Regions from separate parts of the Homo sapiens genome. Here region 2 is linked to region 1. A link is an interaction called in ENCODE POLR2A ChIA-PET data of the cell type or tissue named here. Cell type or tissue: PC-9. All regions are shown on one strand. Each heading gives the region's core, and the rest is flanking DNA. Links, peaks and the distances in the headings are about the cores only.

Region 1 (5,366 bases), core at 142-5,141:
ACCATGTCTCTGCCTCTCCCCTAAACACCTCTGCACTTTTGTAGGCTCAACAAGTACTGGGGAGCCTGCCACCACTGTATGCCTTTGAGGCCCCTGCCCTGCCTCCCTGGCTGGCCACGGAGCTCGCCCTCCCTGGTAGGGGGTGAGTTTGGAAGTGAGAGGCTGGTGTGGGTCTGTCCCATGAGCTGACTCACACTTGCCTCACCACACATACCATCAGAAGACCCACGTGGTGGAGCTACCGCTGCTGCTCCCCACAGTGCACCTAGGCACCCTCCTGTCCTTCCCATGGCACTCGGTTGACCTGGGGGTTCCTGTCCAACAGGTGAGGCCTGGTGTGCACAGACACTCTGCCATTGCTAGAAGGAGGCTGTGCCCCCTGCTAAGATATCAGTAGGTCCTTCACAGCCTCACCTTGTTCCTCCCATTTGTTTTTAAAAATTGTTTCTTATATATACAGTTTATTTAGCTTACGTAAACATTTGGTGCACATAACTTCTCTCAAAGATCATGATGTTTCTTTTGTGGTTTTATAAATTCTTATTCCATTTTTTTCTCTTTATTTCCACTGTTCACCTCCCATTATTGTCGAGGCATGAAGTCAGTTGGAAATGTTTTTCTGAGATGTACCTGACTGACTAGAATTTTGAGATGGAATTCTCAAAATTTTGAGATGGTATTTGATAGGTGCAATTTCTAGTATTTTGTCTCCCTAAATGGCTCATTAAGTGACTTAAACACTGAGGATCTGAACAGATTTTGACTGCAAAGCAGATTCTACAGTTCGTTTCATCTAACCGTTGGAATTAAAATGGAAAACGTTGCCAGTTTGTAAACCCAAATCCAGATGCTGTGTTAAGCATGGTGCCCAGGTGGAAGCACTGCCTCTTGTTCCCACGTGCTGCCACAGAGATGGCCCTGGTGGGGTGAAATGGACGGAGAACACCGTTCACAAGGATAACTCATGGTGTGGGCTCCAGAAGCACATTTCACTGAAATCCTAAGAGGACCCAGTCTCAGTTTTCATTAATAAAAAATACATGGGGGGATTCTAGAACCTAAGAGTGTTTTGCAGGAATTTAAAGCCGGGAGAGGAGGGTGGCTTGTTTCACTGGTCGCGTGAGCTCTTTTTTTATCTGTCTCCTCCAGAGTTGTCAGCGGCAATAAAACGAGACTGGGAGTCATCAGACTCTACGTGTCCACCAATCTCTTCCTCCCAATTAGAAAAATCAGAATTTGTTCTGAGAAAGAATATAGCTTGATAGTTGTTTTTTTACGTTATCCATATAACTGGAAGTTTCTTGGCTGTCAGTAATGACATTCTTTTGTTATTTTTAAGTGTTTTACTTTTTATAAACTTAAAAAGCAGCCTGCCATTGAGAAAATTACATCAGGGAAAGGTTTCACACCTCCGTAACCGTGACCCTGCACGGTGAAGTCCCACATCAGCACCGTCCCGTGGTGCCCCTGTCCATCCCTCAGGTGCCCCTTTGTGCTTATGCTTCAGCCACCTTGGGCAGGTGGGGTGCAGGGATGGAAGTTTCCAGCAGGATCGGTCCCCCTGAATTCACCACCTCTTCAGTGACCTTCATAGGACCTTTCGGAGCTGTGGATCTACTCATAGTCTAAAGATGAATACTCGGGAAAGCCTCCTCGGCATTCTCGGTGTCACAGAGTGCAGAGGTCAGCTCTGAAGACGCCTGCTACAATTCCTCCAATGTGGTACACAAGTTTCAGGTAGATTTGTATAAAGTTGTAAAATAATACTAGGTTTTTTTTTTTTTTTTTCTGTTAACACATCAACATACACATAGTTATATTCTTAGCTTCTAAAAGTTAGAGAAGTAACTTAGAATATTGACAAGAATTTTTGCTACTTATTTAAATGAAGGTTGCGGCAACTTTCATTTGCCGCAAACCTGGAAGAGTTCGGCAAGAAGAGCTTAAGGTAACTGGCTTTATCCTCAACTGACCTGCTTGGTGCTGTCAGCTAGGGGCTTTATACTGAGTATGGCCCTTTAGGACTGGAGGGATTACAGGGGAGGGTTGTGGACTAATTTTAACATGCCCCTAACATGTTGGTTTAAGTAGTAAACAACTTAGATAAAGGTTAAATTACTCGTGTGGGAGATCTTGGGAAGAGCAGCAGCTCTGCTCCCAAATGGGCTTGGCAGCCAGGCACACACCATGTGCAGCTGGGCACAACTGAAATTGCAGTTGAGTGGAACGTCCATCTGTCCACGTGGCCCTCATCACACGAGTTTCTTAGGGAGAATTACACACCTCTCCATTAAGTTGGAAGGCACTCAAGTAGCGGGTATTAGTAAGAAAACTGACCAAGGAAAGCTTTGAGTATTCCAAAACACGGCAGTCTAGCTGTGGACCCTGCAAGGGCGTCCTGGCTGTAGTGATGGTCTCCTCTGAGGAGCGTCTGCGATGTAGTCTGCCTGCTGTATTTGGGAAGTAACTGTTTCCCCGCAACATGAAAGCAAACTAGTAACTACTTATAAAAGGCGAATTCATGTGAACACATTCTAGCATGTTGAGAGGAGCAAAAGCAGAACATTTTCTCTTGCCGCTGCCACCTTGATTGTTCCCACTAGGGGCAATCTTGGAGTGAAGAAACAGGTAAAGCAGGAAACTGCATTGTTGTACACACGCCTCACTGAGGGCTGCAAATAGGCCTGACGTCACAGTGAACAGAATTTACTTCCACAGTTCCTTCACTGACTGTTGAGTCTGTTTTCAGGTGCATAGCATAGAAACAGCCCTTAGAGCTGTAGCGGATGGTGATAGGCAGGATTCAGGACACCGTGGGAGACCAGTGGAGGTCTGAGTGCCCCAGCTTCCCTAAACCAGCCAGCAGTACCGCGACAGGGCAGGCCACTTCATTGTCAACACCTACGTGAGGGCGTGTGGTGTTTATTTTAGTGATTTTTATAACCAGTTCCTTTCCCTGTGGGGAGCCATCCAGCACATAAGGTTGCTACATGGGGGCCTCTGGACAGTCCAGAACTGAGCAGACTTGGTCTCTTGCCCCATATTTTAATCCCTGTCCTGCTAAAACTTCCACTGGGGCAATTGGATGGGTTCTGCAGAGAGGAGCGGAGTAGCACCATCCTCCAGTGGGGGCCTGATTTTCTCCTCCCCGTCTCTGCTCAGGCCCTGGTGCCACCCAGTGGCCAGAGGCGCTGTAGCACCCAAGCCAGCCAGCCTTCTGCTTTGGGGGAAATTGGCCAATTAGAGTGTGCTGCTGATCCCTGTGCACGACGACGACCTGCTTCATTCTGCAGTTGGCTGAAACCCAGACCCGGCAGCAACAGTTTCATCTGGGCCAGTGGCCTGGGCAGGCCCCCAGAATGTGGGAGCTAAAGGAGACAGCACTGCGACCAAGGGGCAGAGAGGTGTGGGGAGGGGCAGGGGACCCCTGGCTCTCAGGCATCAGTGCTGTGCGGTGTGACCAGGTCACCACCACTGCTGCCCCCAGGGGGCCCAGCAGCGTGTAGGGGAGGCTCGTACCCTGACAGAGCCCTGTGTTTCTGCAGTGGGGTTTTTTCCTGGGTTGCCTGGAGTTGCTGCTTGCCCTTCTCTGAAGTTATACACAACGTAATAGTTCAAAGCAAATTTGGATGAACTTGCAAATTGAATTTTAGCTCCACTAAAAAGTTTCTGTCCCCATTTCAGCAGCAGCTGACCCAAGTTGAGCACCAGCCATGCTGTCCCACCTGGAGTGGAATGGGTGTGTGCTCGGGTCCCTGGAACAGTTGCTGGATAGAACATGTCCGTTCAGAGCAGGAATGGGGCTTTCTGCGTGTTGTAGGACACTGCTCCCAGAGGCCCGGCTTGGAACATTCTGCCGTTCACTCACCTGACTGCCCATTTCCATGCTCTTTAAAGCACAGATGAGGGATGACAAAGGTTGCCTTTAGAAAGGGAGCAGTTAATTTTCTAAAATAGCAATGGTTAAGGAAAGCTATTTCCTGCTTTTAAAATAAATTACGTTAATCTGCTGCCCCCACTCTTGGGTAATGGGTGGTTTTAAACCCATGTACTGGGAGTGCCCTAAAACTCATCTCTCAACTCGGGTTTTCCCTAAGTGAGGGAGACAATAGTGTAGTTACACGAGCAGAAATCTGAGTGTGGCCATGGACGCCTCATTCCAACACTTACGATCTGGAGAAATGGAGTTGATGGTTTTGAAGGTAGCATGTAACCCTAACTTGCAACAAGGTGAGCGTTAAACATCATTAAAGATACCGTTCAGGTCACAGCACACAGGTGTTCTGTGTGTCACAGCCAAGGCATTTTGCCGAGGTTTCTGGAAATGCTTTCAGCCAGCTTTTTTAGAGTTCTTTAAACGTGATATTAAAACACTCCAAGGTTTCTAGTGCAGTCACTGAATTGGTTTGAGGTTTCAGTTTGAATCACGGTTGGCTTCCCGGCAGGTGTCTGTCTGCCGCCTCTGGAGACCGGGGCTTGGTTCCTGGTGCCTGCCTGGTGTCAGCCTCCTGCCGGTGTGCCTCCAGCGCCCTAGGCCTGCTGGGCCTTTTCATTCCATCCTCACCCCACCCCCTCGCTGCTTCCCCCAAGAAAAAGGGCCTCCACTGATTTTTATTTAACCTGACTGACCTATTGCAACCCTGCAGGCAAGATGCTGCAGACCTGTGAGCTAAGTCTAATGAGTTAAACTGAGTTGTTAAAAACAGATTTTCAAACACTAAGGTAGTGACTCCTGGGGTGTATAGACCTGATCTGATGACATAGTACATGTGGAATTAAAAGCAAAGTTTCCTGGACAGATAAAAACTAGCTGTCACCTTTGTTCCTGTCGTGTTAGACGTTGCCATTTTTTATAGTGCGCTTTTAAGATCCAGCTCCAACAGGAATGAGTGTTTTGGGGTGCGGTTGTGGGTGAGGAGACAGGGCTTGGCAGTGTTGCCAAGGAGGGGGTCCTGTGGCTGGACCACATCTAGCAAGGGGTAGGCAGGGGCCGGCCATGAGGTTAGAAGGGTCCTAAGATGAAAATACAGGATTTGCCTTTACTTAGTTACCATTAAAATGATGGTTAGGAAAGAACACATGGAAATCTTGAAAGTCGGGGCGAATATCTGTTAACAGTGACACCATTGTTTGAAAGTTGGGGTATCTGTTAACAGTGACACCGCTTTTTGGATCCATGTAGTACTGTTGCAAGTTTTGTAAAAATGGAAGGAGTTGTACTTATCTGGGAAGTTGGGAAGACTTGCAGCCCTGAGGCTGCTGCTTGATGGACTGGCTGCTGGGGAGGGCTGGCACCCGCTGCCAACGTGGCCAAGCCTGGCAGCACATGCGGGATATCCTGCAGGACCAAGCTGGGGCAGGCTGTT
Region 2 (5,366 bases), core at 158-5,157, 130 kb before region 1:
TCCCGGGTTCAAGCGATTCTCCTGCCTCAGCCTCCCGAGTAGCTGGGATTACAGGCATGCGCCACCACACCCGGCCAATTTTGTATTTTTAGTAGAGAAAGGGTTTCTCCATATTGGCCAGGCTGGTCTCGAACTCCCGACCTCAGGTGATCTGCCTGCCTCGGCCTCCCAAAGTGTTGGGATTACAGGCGTGAGCCACCGCGCCCGGCCCCAGCACTGACTCTTGCTGCTCCAGGTCGTCTGTGGTCCTGGAGACACGGTAATTGAGGATGGGCTGATAGTTGCTTTAGAAACGTGAGCAGGGAGCCACGCCAGAACATTCTAGAAGGGCTGCCAGGAGCTCACGAGACAGTCAGCAGGGAGCCGGCATGAGGGAGGCCAGTGGTCTCCCCGCGCACCCGAGGCCAGGGCACCGCCTGAGCTGACTTTTGAAGCCCATCCTGCGTGGAGGTCCCCAAGCCCTTCGGGTGACACGTTAGCAATGGGAGGGCTTTCCTGAGCCACAGGGTCCTTGAGGAGCAGCAGCTGGGACCCCTGGCTCTGGGTCCAGCTCCACGATGCCTGGCAATGCCCCAGCAGGCACTGGGCTCTGCCACCCCCGATGCTGAACCCCGAGAGCAGCTCCTGCTACAAGGCCGTGTTTCCCAAAGCGTGAGCGGGACACACGTCCTGCTGGTGACTGCGCCACGGGAGAAAGGGCACGCCACGAGCAGCGCTGAAGGAAAATCGGGAAGCGGGAAGCAGCCCCAGGTCCCCCATGGGAGCGCGTGGACGCCCCGCTCGCACTCCCTCTCGCTCGCAGGGCAGTGGCGTGGACAGAACGAGGTCCTCTCCAGGGAAAGCCGACAGCTTTCCAAGGGGACTAACGGGACCTAACACAGCATCGTGCTTGTCCTGGGACGGAGTCACCTGTTTTTAACTAAAAGTGGTCACTTTTGTCCCCTGTCTTGACCTGTGAACTGTCTGCACCATTTGTGAAACACTCATGCCGTTCTTCTGTCTCCAGAGCCCCGAGCAGGGTCGGAGCAGCCTCTGGTCCTACACAAGGGGCCTGGAAGCGCTCCCACCTCCAACATCCCCAGGCCTGCGTCCGGCTCCCACAGAGGGGTCCTGAAGGGCCTCTCCCAGCCCCAGGCTCTGCCTCCACGACCCGGGCAGGGGGCCCTTGGTGAATCTCAGGGCTCTGATTCACCGGCTGGAGGCGGAGTCAGGACACCTGCCTGCTCCCAGCACGGGCCATCGGCCTGGCAGTTTGCAGCCTTGCCTTAAAGGGAGGAAGAGAACAAGCCCGGAAGTGCAACTCGCTGCCTCGGGTGGGAGGGCCCGCGCGGCACGGAGGATGCAACTCGCTGCCTTGGGTGGGAGGCCTGCGCCGTACTGAGGATGGGATGCGCTATTGATTTCCCTCTCTCACCGACCCAGACCATGAAATATTTATCTTTCCTCATTGAGCCTCTGCTTGAGTGGCCTCAGGCCAGTTCCCCTCGGGACCCGAGAGTGAATTGTTGGTCAATAACTCAAAACAGTGGAGCACTGGCAGCGCCAGGTCAGGCCTGGTGCCAGCAGCACCGCCTTGTGGGCAGGACGCAGGACAGGGAAGGAAGCCTTTTGGGGGGGGTCCCCGCACCTTCACGGCAGCACACGCGTGATGAATGCACTGGACGCCGCCCTGAATCCAGGGAAGGCGTGTAGCGGGTAGAATTTAAATGAATTCCCGAAGCCCAGTTGTCCAGTCCAGGCTGAGAGGCTGAGACGTGCATGGACGTTGGCAAACTTGAGCCTGCACACAGAGACGCAGAGGCCCGGGGGACCTGCACACGGAGACGCGGAGGCCCGGGGGACCTGCACACGGAGGCGCGGAGGCCCGGGGGACCTGCACACGGAGGCGCGGAGGCCCGGGGGACCTGCACACACAGACGCGGAGGCCCGGGGGACCTGCACACGGAGGCGCGGAGGCCCGGGGGACCTGCACACGGAGGCGCGGAGGCCCGGGGGACCTGCACACGGAGGCGCGGAGGCCCGGGGGACCTGCACACGGAGGCGCGGAGGCCCGGGGGACCTGCACACGGAGGCGCGGAGGCCCGGGGGACCTGCACACGGAGGCGCGGAGGCCCGGGGGACCTGCACACGGAGGCGCGGAGGCCCGGGGGACCTGCACACACAGACGCGGAGGCCCGGGGGACCTGCACACGGAGGCGCGGAGGCCCGGGGGACCTGCACACGGAGGCGCGGAGGCCCGGGGGACTCGGGTGCGTTTGGAGTCATCATGGGAAATAACACAAACCGTGGCCTCGCCCCTGCAGGGTGGGCCTCGCTCAGCCTCCTGCGCCTCCCAGCAGGAGCAGCTCTTCTACTCAAGCCACTTGTGCATTGTTGAGAGCTGAGCTGCTTAAAAAGGCAGGCGTACCTTCTAAAAGGTAGGACTGCACCGTCTCTGAACAGACTCCCTCCCCCAGAGCTCGGCACGGGAGCAGTTTGGGGAGCTCAACGGAGCGTTCTATCCCAGAAGAGCGAGGGGACTCCGCTCCCACACACCCAAGGAGAGAGCCCCACTGGGCCACCATCTTCCTGAGTCCCGGCCGCTGCCCCACCCGCCCCGGGGGAAAGGGGGTGCCCAGAGCAAAGCCCCCATGGGGGAGAGGCTGCGGGCGGCCCCCTCAGGGAAAGAGTCATGGGCCGGGGTTTCCAGGGCGTGGGAGGGAGGCAGGAAGGAGGGAAGTGGATCAGAGTGGAGACCCCCCAGCCCAGCAAAGGACTTTGTTGCCAGGAGAGGAGGAAGGAGAAGAAAAATGGAAAACCTGCTGTCAGGAAAGAGGCTGAGCCTTAATCTCATGCCACATGAGGGCACTCTGGCAGGCAGAGCCCGAGAGCAGGCACGGCTAATGCCCTCCTCCACCGCCAGCGCCCTCCGCTAATTGAGAACCTGATGAAGCTGCAGAAAGAAGGCCCTGGATCAGCTCGACTTGACTCGCCGACGCCAGGCCCGCACCTGACGCTACTTCACCAGCCTCCTCCCCACCAAACCACTCCCCGCCGGCCCCCTCCCCACCGGCCCCCTCTCCACCGGCCCCTCCCCACCGGTCCTCTCCCCACCGGCCCTCTCCCCACCGGTCCACTCCCCGCCCGCGTTGGTTCTTCACTCTTCACAGGGAACAGGGCAAGGACAGCTGGGACCTTGGAGAGGAGGGGCCTGAGCACACAACAGACATCGTGAAATCAAGAAACGCAAAACAGCCATGATAGATGCTGGTCCGTCCCGGTGCGCAGGCACCCGCATAAATTACCCTATTAATAAGTCGCTTACTCTCCTGGTGCAGGCAAGGGCTGGGTCCCCGGGAATTCACCCGCCCTGGCCTGGAGAGGTGGGCCTGGTTAATTTCAGCGTCTGGTTTTAGGTGAACAGGTCAAGACCGCTCAGAGGGCCGTAGTCCACGCCACAAGGCCCTGTGTCACACCAATTCTGATTCCATGAAGTGTCCAGAACCAGCAAGTCCACAGGGACAGCAAGGAGCTGACAGGGGCAGTGGGGAGACTCTGATGGGCTCCTTTCGGGGTGGTGGAAGTTCTGGAATGAGTGGCAATGGTTGCGCGATGTTGTGAATGTGCTGAAGGCCGCGGGGCATCCCTTTCAGATGGGAGCATGTGCAGTGTGTAAATTCTATCTCAGCGAAGGTCAGCCAGCAGGTGCCCTGAGATCCTGGCATTCTCGTGACCAGGCTGCAGGGGGCTGGCATTTTTTTCTGTTCTGTATTTAAAAAGATTGCACAGGCGTGATCTCCAGAACAAGGCTGGAGGAGGAAACCCATTCCTCGGTAAAGCCCCTCCCTCGCTCCCGGCCAGCGTCCCTGGTGTCCCGACGTCTGCGCTCAGAAGGCTGCATGCTCCGCCACTGCTGTCCCAGAATTCTTCATTTTTGAGCAAGAAGCCCAACGTTCTTATTTTGCGTGGTACTCTAAAATTTCTGAGCTGGTCCTGCCCCCCCATACGGAGGGGGTCGGGGCAATAATGATTAACCTAGTGCCACCTTCCTGGTAGACCCAGAGTGAAGCCCACCAGGCTCCCTGCCCCACCAACCCCCAACCAGGCAAAGGGGCAGCCTGGGCACTGGGCAGGGCTAGCAGGGCTGATCTGCAGGCCTCGGACACCAGGCCCCACCCAAGACACCAGCCCCTGGGACCTGCCACCGCCTGCACTCGGCTGAGCTGCCCCAGCTGTGCGGGGCTCCACGCGCTGGGGAAGGAAGGACGTTCAAAGGTGAGGCTCAGTGCAGGGAAGCAGGTTGAGGTCAGGGAGAGAGGCGGCAGCATTGGGGAAGCCTGTATCCAAGACAGGAGTGCTCAATGCCCAAGGGGGGGTCTCAGCTCCTTCAACCTGCTCCTTAAATGGGAGGCACCAGGCAGGAGAGAGGCCCGGGGGATAGAGCTCCAGCCTGTCCACGACAGACCTCAGCTCAGGCATCCCTCTTAGGGGTTGAATTGGGTCCCTTAAGAATTCTAGTGTGGAAGGCGTCATCCCGGTGCCTGAGATGTGGCCTTACTTGGGAGGAAGGTCACTGCAGGGTCATTAGTTAAGACAAGGTCAGGCTAGAGTAGGGTGGGCCCTAATTCAATGTGACTGTGCCCTTAGGGGAAACGTGGACACAGACACGCACGGGAGAGGCGTGGAAAGGTGAGAAGATGAAGGCAGAGGCCAAGTGATGGTTTCTCGAGCCAAGGAACACCAGGATCGCAGCAAACCTCCAGCACCCAGGTCTCCCACTTCCGGCTCCAGCACAGTGACACTGAATTTCTGTTGTCAAAGCCCAGTCTGCGGCCCTGTGTTGGGTGGTCCGAGGACCCCACCGTCCCTCCCACCGCAAGCTGCGTGTCAGTGTACTTGCAGTGCCTTGACACGGCCGTGCTGAGTGAGCGTGAATGAGCCTCCCTGTGTGTGAGCGACGCTGCCCAGGGAACGCGGCACCGCGGCTTCCTCAGGCCCCTCACCTCCCACCCCGCTGCGTGGCCACCCAGCCGCCCCTCTCGGCTTCCAGGGTCCCTGCAGGGACTTGGCACACAGAGCTAGGCGGCAGCTGAGCCGCATCCTTCCTGCTCCTGCCCCGGGCCAGCCTAGTGAGGGTCCTTCCCCCAGGGCGGCAGCTGCCCAACACTCTCAAGACACACCGGCCCGGAACGTTCCTTCCAGAGCCCACAGAGCACAGAGCTCTTGCCGTGAGGAAGGCCGGGTGCAGCAGGAGACAGCGGCCCACACACATGGCTGCAGACACACATTTCCTCCTGCACACGGGGAGCAAACAGCTTCCGGAAGCTCCCGGGCCGGGCGGCCAGCATTTGCTCAGAGACAGGAGGAGCCTGGCATAAGCATGGCTC

The links. ChIA-PET counts read pairs that join two places held together with the same protein. Peaks named below come from ENCODE experiments on the same cell type or tissue, not always from the same donor. Only the 100,000 strongest peaks of a DNase experiment are listed, where the experiment ranks them.
Region 2: POLR2A ChIA-PET joins it to region 1 with 7 read pairs; 2 of 35 experiments call an interaction of 5 or more read pairs at or near these places.

Annotation. Positions count from the first base shown.
Region 1 is chr20:62,898,240-62,903,605 of GRCh38, reverse strand. The region is part of intron 6 of DIDO1 (death inducer-obliterator 1); the gene reads left to right. Among named protein-coding and RNA genes, the nearest start is that of SNORA117, 18 kb to the right of the region's middle. RefSeq lists enhancers at 3,236-3,485, 2,815-3,669. In PC-9, for the core only: CTCF peaks have their summits at 2,877 and 3,077; a DNase peak (open chromatin) is centred at 2,645; H3K27ac peaks cover 555 bases.
Region 2 is chr20:63,025,786-63,031,151 of GRCh38, reverse strand. LOC105372718 (a long non-coding RNA gene) reads left to right here and starts at 3,396. Exons shown (of 3, transcript XR_007067718.1): 1 at 3,396-3,947; 2 at 4,036-4,254; 3 at 4,627-5,366. RefSeq lists an enhancer at 1,985-2,536 and a silencer at 2,831-2,900. In PC-9, for the core only: no CTCF peak of the experiment used is centred there; no DNase peak of the experiment used is centred there; H3K27me3 peaks cover 3,548 bases.